2 separate regions of the Homo sapiens genome follow, and region 1 is linked to region 2. A link is a contact called in ENCODE Hi-C or POLR2A ChIA-PET data. All regions are on one chromosome and are shown on one strand. The core of a region is the stretch at or near the end of the contact, and the rest is flanking DNA. Distances in the headings are between cores, read along the strand shown.

Evidence for each region. Hi-C counts contacts between places; a loop is a spot of excess contacts on that map. ChIA-PET counts read pairs that join two places held with the same protein, here RNA polymerase II (POLR2A). Pooled maps may share reads with other maps.
Region 1: a loop to region 2 is called in a pooled map, with 11 times the contacts of the local background. The contact joins the promoter of TOR1B here to the promoter of SLC27A4 in region 2. A Hi-C loop is called at or near these places in 1 of 168 maps with a recorded cell type or tissue (K562) and 3 of 50 pooled maps. POLR2A ChIA-PET finds 5 or more read pairs at or near these places in 2 of 52 experiments (B cell and naive thymus-derived CD8-positive, alpha-beta T cell).

What each region holds. Positions count from the first base shown.
Region 1 is chr9:129,801,566-129,805,166 of GRCh38, forward strand. It overlaps TOR1B (torsin family 1 member B), which reads left to right and starts at 1,619. Exons shown (of 5, transcript NM_014506.3): 1 at 1,619-1,846; 2 at 2,508-2,773. The coding sequence starts at 1,648. RefSeq lists silencers at 1,699-1,828, 1,889-2,008.
Region 2 is chr9:128,338,681-128,342,191 of GRCh38, forward strand. It overlaps SLC27A4 (solute carrier family 27 member 4), which reads left to right and starts at 1,847. Exons shown (of 13, transcript NM_005094.4): 1 at 1,847-2,158. TRR-TCT3-1 (tRNA-Arg (anticodon TCT) 3-1) reads right to left here and starts at 1,486; the gene lies at 1,396-1,486. It also overlaps the pseudogene TMSB4XP4. RefSeq lists silencers at 1,224-1,865, 1,494-1,903, 1,974-2,373 and an enhancer at 3,010-3,189.

The sequences.
Region 1 (3,601 bases), core at 369-2,868, 1.5 Mb after region 2:
TCTCACCCCTTTGTCGGCCTCCCCCATAGACCGTCAGCTCTGAGAGGGCAGGGGCCAACTCCGTCCCCTCCTCTGCTGTCGTTCCTGGCATCCAGCAAGGGGCCTGCCACCTAGCGTGCTGAATGAAAGAATGGACCTCGGGATTTCAGTGTGGAAGCCTGGGCAGGTCTGTCTTGGGGCCGCTGCATCCCCAGTGCTCAGTCTAGGGCGCAGCACGGAGAGTTCGCAACTGTTTCAGGAAGAAGGCAGGCGGGTGGGCCGACCCAAGAAACGCACATTATACCTCCGGCGAAGTGAAGGGAGGGATAACAAAGCAAAGCTTGAGGGCTCCGAGAAGCTCTGAAGAAAACAAATCCAGCCATAAGCCCACTCCTGTAACCCCAGGCTTTGGAAGACGGAGGCAGGTAGATCGCTTGAGGTCAGGAGTTCGAGACCAGCTTGGGCCACATGGCGAAACCCCGTCTCTACTAAAAACACAAAAGTTGGCTGGGCGTGTTGGCGGGCACCTATAATCCCAGCTACTCCAGCAGCTGAGATGGGAGAATCGCTTGAACCTGGGAGGAAGAGTTTGCAGCGAGCCGAGATCCTGCCACTGCGCTCCAGCCGGGGCGACAGAGCCAGACCCTGTCCCCAATATACATATCAGATAAGAAAAAAATATAAGAAAGTTTAAAAAAATTTTTTTTGGCTTTTTTTTGTTTTTTTTGAGACGGAGTCTCGCTCTGTCGTCCAGGCTGGAGTGCAGTGGCACGATCTCGGCTCACTGCAAGCTCCGCCTCCCAGGTTCACGCCATTCTCCTGCCTCAGCCTCCCGAGTAGCTGGGACTACAGGCGCCCGCCACCATGCCCGGCTGATTTTTTCTATTTTTCGTAGTGATGGGATTTCACTGTGTTAGCCAGGATGGTCTTGATCTCCTGACCTCGTGATCCGCCTGCCTCGGCCTCCCAAAGTGCTGGGATTACAGGCGTGAGCCGCCGCGCCCGGCCAGCCTTTTTTTTTTTTTTTGAGACAGTTTCGCTCTTGTCGCCCAGGCTGGAGTGCAGTGGCACGATCTCGGCTAACTGCAACCTCCGCCTCCTGGGTTCAAGAGATTCTCCTGCCTCAACCTCCCGAGTAGCTGGGATTACAGGCGCCCGCCACCACACCCATCTAATTTTTTGTATTTTTAGTAGAGACGGGGTTTCGCCACGTTGAGCAGGCTGGTCTCGAACTCCTGACATCAGGTGATCCGCCCGCTTCAGCTTCCCAAAGTGCTGGGATTACAGGCGTGAGCCACGGCGCCCGGCCAAAAAAAAAAAATTTTTTTTTTTTTTTTTAGATATTTTTTCACTCTTGTTGCCCAGGCTGGAGTGCAATGGCGTGATCTCGGCTCGGCCTCCCAAAGTCCTGGGATTACAGGCGTGAGCCACCGCGCCCGGCCCGAAAAAATTTTTTTAAAAGAAAAGGGAAACAAAACAGTCTCCTACACCTTCGGACCACTCCCAAGAACGATGGCACCGCCCTCCTCTCCGCCCCTCACCAACATGGCCGCCCCCAAGGGAGTGGGCGGGTCTGCGGGGCGGAAGTGACGCACGAGAGGAAGTCCGTCCTGCCGCTTGGCCGCGGGGCGCCTGGCTCAGTGGCTTCTGCGGGCTTCGAGGAGCGGGATGTTGCGGGCTGGGTGGCTCCGGGGCGCGGCGGCGCTGGCGCTGCTGCTGGCGGCCCGAGTGGTGGCGGCGTTCGAGCCCATCACCGTGGGCCTAGCCATCGGGGCCGCGTCGGCCATCACCGGCTACCTGTCCTACAATGACATCTACTGCCGCTTCGCCGAGTGCTGCCGCGAGGAGCGGCCGCTCAACGCTTCGGGTACGGCGCGCGCGCGAGCTGTGGGTCGGCGCTGCGGGGGGCGCGGGGGCGCGGGGGCGCGGAGGGACGGCCTCGTGGGCGCCTGGCACGGACCGGGCCCGTGGCATCTAGACGGCGGTGGTCCCAGCTGGGGTGGGCGGGGAGCGGATGGGGCGGCCCCGGAACCGTTCGCGGGAACGCAGAAGCGGTGCCTTCGCAAACAGTCTCCAGATCGTGGGGCTGCCCCAGCGCCTTTCTAAAGCTCCCGTTCCTTGGGATCACAGGTGGAAGAAACGGAAAGTAGGCGGGCGGCCCTTCTGCGCCCTGCCAACCCTATTAAGTAGTTTTCAGACGTGCTGCGTCGCCCAGAAAGCCCACATTTGGCCCCTGGTTTTCCTGCAGGTCAGCAAGGGTGGCTGGGATTAGCAAGCGCTCAGTCAAGCGATGGTTCATCTCTGAATGAATGAACATTTAGCTTCCTTATCAGACCCCGAAGCGTTAAGGACCTCCACATAATCTTGAAAGTGGCATCGTTTGACTGCCTCGGCCCTAGGGTGTGGCAGACACCCTGCTGTGTCCCTGGATAATCTGTGCTTCTTGCTTTGGCCAGCTAAGAAAGTGCTGCGTTGCTGATGCATTTTTAAGGTCTGTTTCTCTCTTTGTTCTGGGGCTGTTCTTGCAGCTCTCAAGCTGGATTTGGAGGAGAAGCTGTTTGGACAGCATCTAGCCACGGAAGTGATTTTCAAGGCGCTGACTGGCTTCAGGAACAACAAAAATCCCAAGAAACCACTGACCCTTTCCTTACACGGCTGGGCTGGCACAGGCAAGAATTTTGTCAGTCAAATTGTGGCTGAAAATCTTCACCCAAAAGGTCTGAAGAGTAACTTTGTCCACCTGTTTGTATCGACTCTGCACTTCCCTCATGAGCAGAAGATAAAACTGTACCAGGCAAGAGAACCCGCTATTATCTCGTCTGCAGGCCAGTCGGACTGGTCCGGGTGACCTGCTCACTAACTCTGGCCTCTGCTTCTCTTTCCTTTGTGTTGCTGTAGCCCCCGGCTCCACTGAGTTAAGGCACACTTAGTCCAGGTAGTTACAAAGCTCTCCTACAACATTTCTCTTACTTGGTTCCAAAACAGTCCAGTGGGGTAGGGGATGTTATTTCCATTAAAAGATGGGGAGCCAAGGGCCTGGCGCCGTGGCTCACGCCTGTAATCCCAGCATTTTGGGGAAGCCGAGGCGGGCGGATCATTTGAGGCCAGGAGTTTGAGACCAGCCTGGCCAACATGGTGAAACCCCATCTCTACCTAAAAGTACCAAAATTACCTGAGCACGGTGGCACGCACCTGTAATCCCAGCTACTTGGGAGGCTGAGGCAGGAGAATCGCTTGAACCTGGGTGGCAGAGGTTGCAGTGAGCTGAGATCGCGCCACCGTACTCGGTCTCAAAAAAAAAAAAAAAAAAAAGGCCTGGCACAGTGGCTCACGCCTGTAATCCCAGCACTTTCGGAGGCCGAGGGGGGCGGATCACGAGGTCAGGAGATGGAGACCATCCTGGCTAACACGGTGAGACCCCGTCTCTACTAAAAATACAAAAAATTAGCCGGGGATGGTGGCGGGCACCTGTTGTCCCAGCTACTCGGGAGGCTGAGGCAGGAGAATGGCCTGAACCCGGGAGGCGGAGCTTGCACTGAGCCGAGATCGCGCCACTGCACTCCAGCCTGGGCGACACAGTGAGACTCTGTCTCAGAAAAAAAAAAAAAAAAGAGAGATGTAG
Region 2 (3,511 bases), core at 597-3,096:
ATATGTAAGAACAAAATGAATCTTGACCTTTCAGCTGAGAAGGCGAACTCAATGCTCATGCCCATACCACTGCACATTCTGCCTCCTGATGGTGATACCCATGAAGGATGTGGTGCTGGAATTTACTCAAGTCCCCAAAAGGAGGCACCCTATATTCCAGAAGAAATAGGTCCAAATCCTTATCAGACCAAAATTTCATCTTTATTTTTATTATTATTAGTTTTCTGAGACAGGCTCTCACTGCTCTGTTGCTCAGGCTGGAGTGCAGTGGCCCAATCTCGGCTCACTGCAACCTTTGCCTCCCGGGTTCAGTGATTCTCTTGCCTCAGCTCCTGAGTAGCTAGGATTACAGACGTGCACCACCACGCTCGGCTAAGTTTTGTATTTTTAATAGAGACAGGGTTTCGCCCTGTTGGCCAGACTGGTCTCGAACTCCTGACGTCATGTGATCTGCCCACCTCAACCTCCCAAAGTGCTGGGATTACAGGCATGAGCCACTGTGCCCAGCTTATTTTTATTTTTTGAGACACGGTCTTACTTTGTTGCCCAGGGTGGAGTTTAGTGGTGCAATCACAGCTCACTGCAGCCCCAAGTTCCAGAGCTCAAGCAATCCTCCCACCTCATCTTCCTGAGTAGCTGGGAGTACAAGCAAGAGCTACCTGGCTAATTTTTTTTTTTTTCCTGTAGAGGCAGAGTCTCACTATGTTGCCCAGGCTGGTCTTGAACTCCTGGCTGAAGTGATCCTCCTGCCTCAGCCTCCAAAAGTGCTGGGATTACAAGCTTGAGCCACCACGCCAGTCCCAGAATCTTTTTTTTTTTTTTTTTTTTTTTTTTTTTTGAGATGGAGACTTGCTCTGTCGCCCAGGCTGGAGTGCAGTGGCGCAACCTCGGCTTACTGCGACTTCCGCCTCCCAGGTTCAAGCAATTCTCCTGCCTCAGCCTCCCAGGGATCTATTAATGTTTAAGGACAAGTGGCAACTGTGGATGCCCAACATGGTTACTTAACAAGAAACCAATTTTTCAGAGGCCAAGAGTCCCAACAGGGCCGAGAATCTGGCCACTCGCCTATGGCTCTGGAGGTGGCATGACAAATAAGGGTGGCATGACAAATATAGGTTAACTGATTTGTTGCAGGGACCAGAGATCATAGATGGTGAAGTTAACTAAGGGCCTCCAAATCCGTGTCCTTTGTGCCAACAGGTGTGCCAGGCTGCTCACAAGACACCATGGTACGAGAAAGGATTTCTCGTAGTCACCTAGACACCAGGTTTATGGCTGTGTCGCAGCAAAGTTGGGTGTGACTTATGATTTTCGTTCTGAACCTTATTTGTTAGATAGGTCCTGGAGTCCTTAAAACACGCAGGTGAAAGTCAGGGAGTAGGAGCCATCAAAATTCGACTCTGGTGGGACTCGAACCCACAACCTTTGAATGACCACACTAGGCTCAGCTAGAAGTCCAATGCGCTATCCATTGCGCCACAGAGCCGGCTGCGGAACCCGGCCGCCCCGCTCACCTCTGCCTGAAACCGCCCTCTTAGCGAGCTTCTAGGTGTGGTGCTGGGTGTTTGCTGAACTCGGCCGGGGCCCGAGAGCGTGCTCCGGGTTTTCGGCTGTGGTGTGGACTGGGGTGCTCTTCCTACATCCGGGCGCTGGGGACAGCAGGGGGCAAGGGCCGGGGTCGGCAGGGAGGAAGGGCCGGGGTGAAGCCCGCCTGTCTCCTCGCGGACTCGGGGGTCTCCTCGGCTGGGTGGGGCCGCGCGGCGTGGACTACAACTCCCAGCGTGCCGCGCGGCGGCGCCGCCCGAAGCCGTTGCGCGAGCAGGGCGGGCTGGGGCCGAGCGGCGTCAGGCGCGCTGGGGCTGCGCTGCGCCGCCGGCTCTGTGGCTTGCCGGCTTCGGGGAAGGTGCGGCAGGCGGTGCTGCGGCCTGGCACAGCAGGTTTGGGGTGCGGGAGGCGGGCGGGGTAGGAGCGCGGCGGGCGGGGCCGGGCGGCGGGCGGGGCTGGCGGGGCGGCCGGGCCATGCAGGGCGCAGAGCCGGCTAAACCCTGCTGAGACCCGGCTCCGTGCGTCCAGGGGCGGCTAATGCCCCTCACGCTGTCTACGCTGCTGCAACCGGGCCGCATCTGGACGGGGCGCCGCGCGGCGGAGCCGACGCCGGGTGAGCATAGACCGGGCTGGTGGGTTCCCGGGTGGGGACATGTGCCAGGCCGAGTCGGGCGAGGTGGCGGTGCGGACCCCAGGTGGGGGGCGCGCCCTGCGGCGCTATTTCCCCGACAGACGCACTGTTACCTTGCTGTCTAGGGGCGAGGGCGGCACGCGTGACCCGGGACAGGGGCCCGAGGGAACTAGTCACCCTCTTCTGGCCTCTTCTTGCCCCAGCCTTCCAGGACAGGTTCCTGCCCCTCTGCTATGGCGGGCTATGGGAGGCCAGAGATCTGAGGACCCTGGACCCTGGCGTTGGGGTTGAGGACTCTGGTTCAGTTCCCCCGCCCCCGGCTTTTGCTTTTCGCGAGGGGGAGGGGGAGATGGTCTCCCAGGGCTTCTTGTGGTCCAGACCATTCCCTTTTCCTGGCTTGGAGGCTCTCAGGCCATTTCACATTTGTGACCTTCATCTACTCCCAAGAACAGGAAAACTCGGAGAAAAACAGTCCCATCAGATGTCCCCTTGATCGAGTCCTCAAAGCTCCAGGAATAGAACCCAAGAGTCCTAGCTCAACCCAGCCCCTGAAGCACAGTCAAGTCATTCGCCTTCCCCTAAGCCCTAGACCCCAAAGATTCATCCGAGTGGCTGTGTGTGTCTGTGTGATGGGTGGTGGTGTCTTCAAGGTCCTCCTCGCCTCCCTCAATCAGCTTTGCCCCCTGGGCGGTCACCTTTCAAGCACTTCCAGGCTCTAACTCGTTTTCTGGGTCGCCCTCTATAGACCAACAGACGCACTGCGATACCTGAGTCTATGGGCAGGGACCAAGCAGGGCTCCTTTTCCAGGGAGCTGCCCCTTTGACTTGGCCTGGTCATCCACAGAACCTCCCTGGGTTCTGGGTGGGGAGTCGAGCCAGAGACTTTTTTTTTCTTTTTTTGAGACGGAGTCTCGCTCTGTCTCCCAGGCTGGAGTGCAGTGGCACAATCTCGGCTCAATGGAACCTCCGCCTCCCGGGTTCAAGCAATTCTTCTGCCTCAGCCTCCTGAGTAGCTGGGGTTACAGGTGTGTGCCACCATGCCTGGCTAATTTTTGTATTTTTAGTAGAGACAGGGTTTCACCATCTTGGTCAGGGTGGTCTCGAACTCCTGACGTCATGATCCGCCTGCCTCGGCCTCCCAAAGTGCTGGGATTACAGGTGTGAGCCACCACTGCCAGCGAGCCAGAGGCTCTTAAGTCAGTACCCACCCCCAGGCCATCCGGTTTTAGGGACCCTGGATGTCAGAAGAGTGAACTGTCATGTTTTGGCTAGAAAAGCCTCTTAGAACACGTCTCAGGACAACTCGGTGGTGGCCACTGCGCAGACCAGACTTCG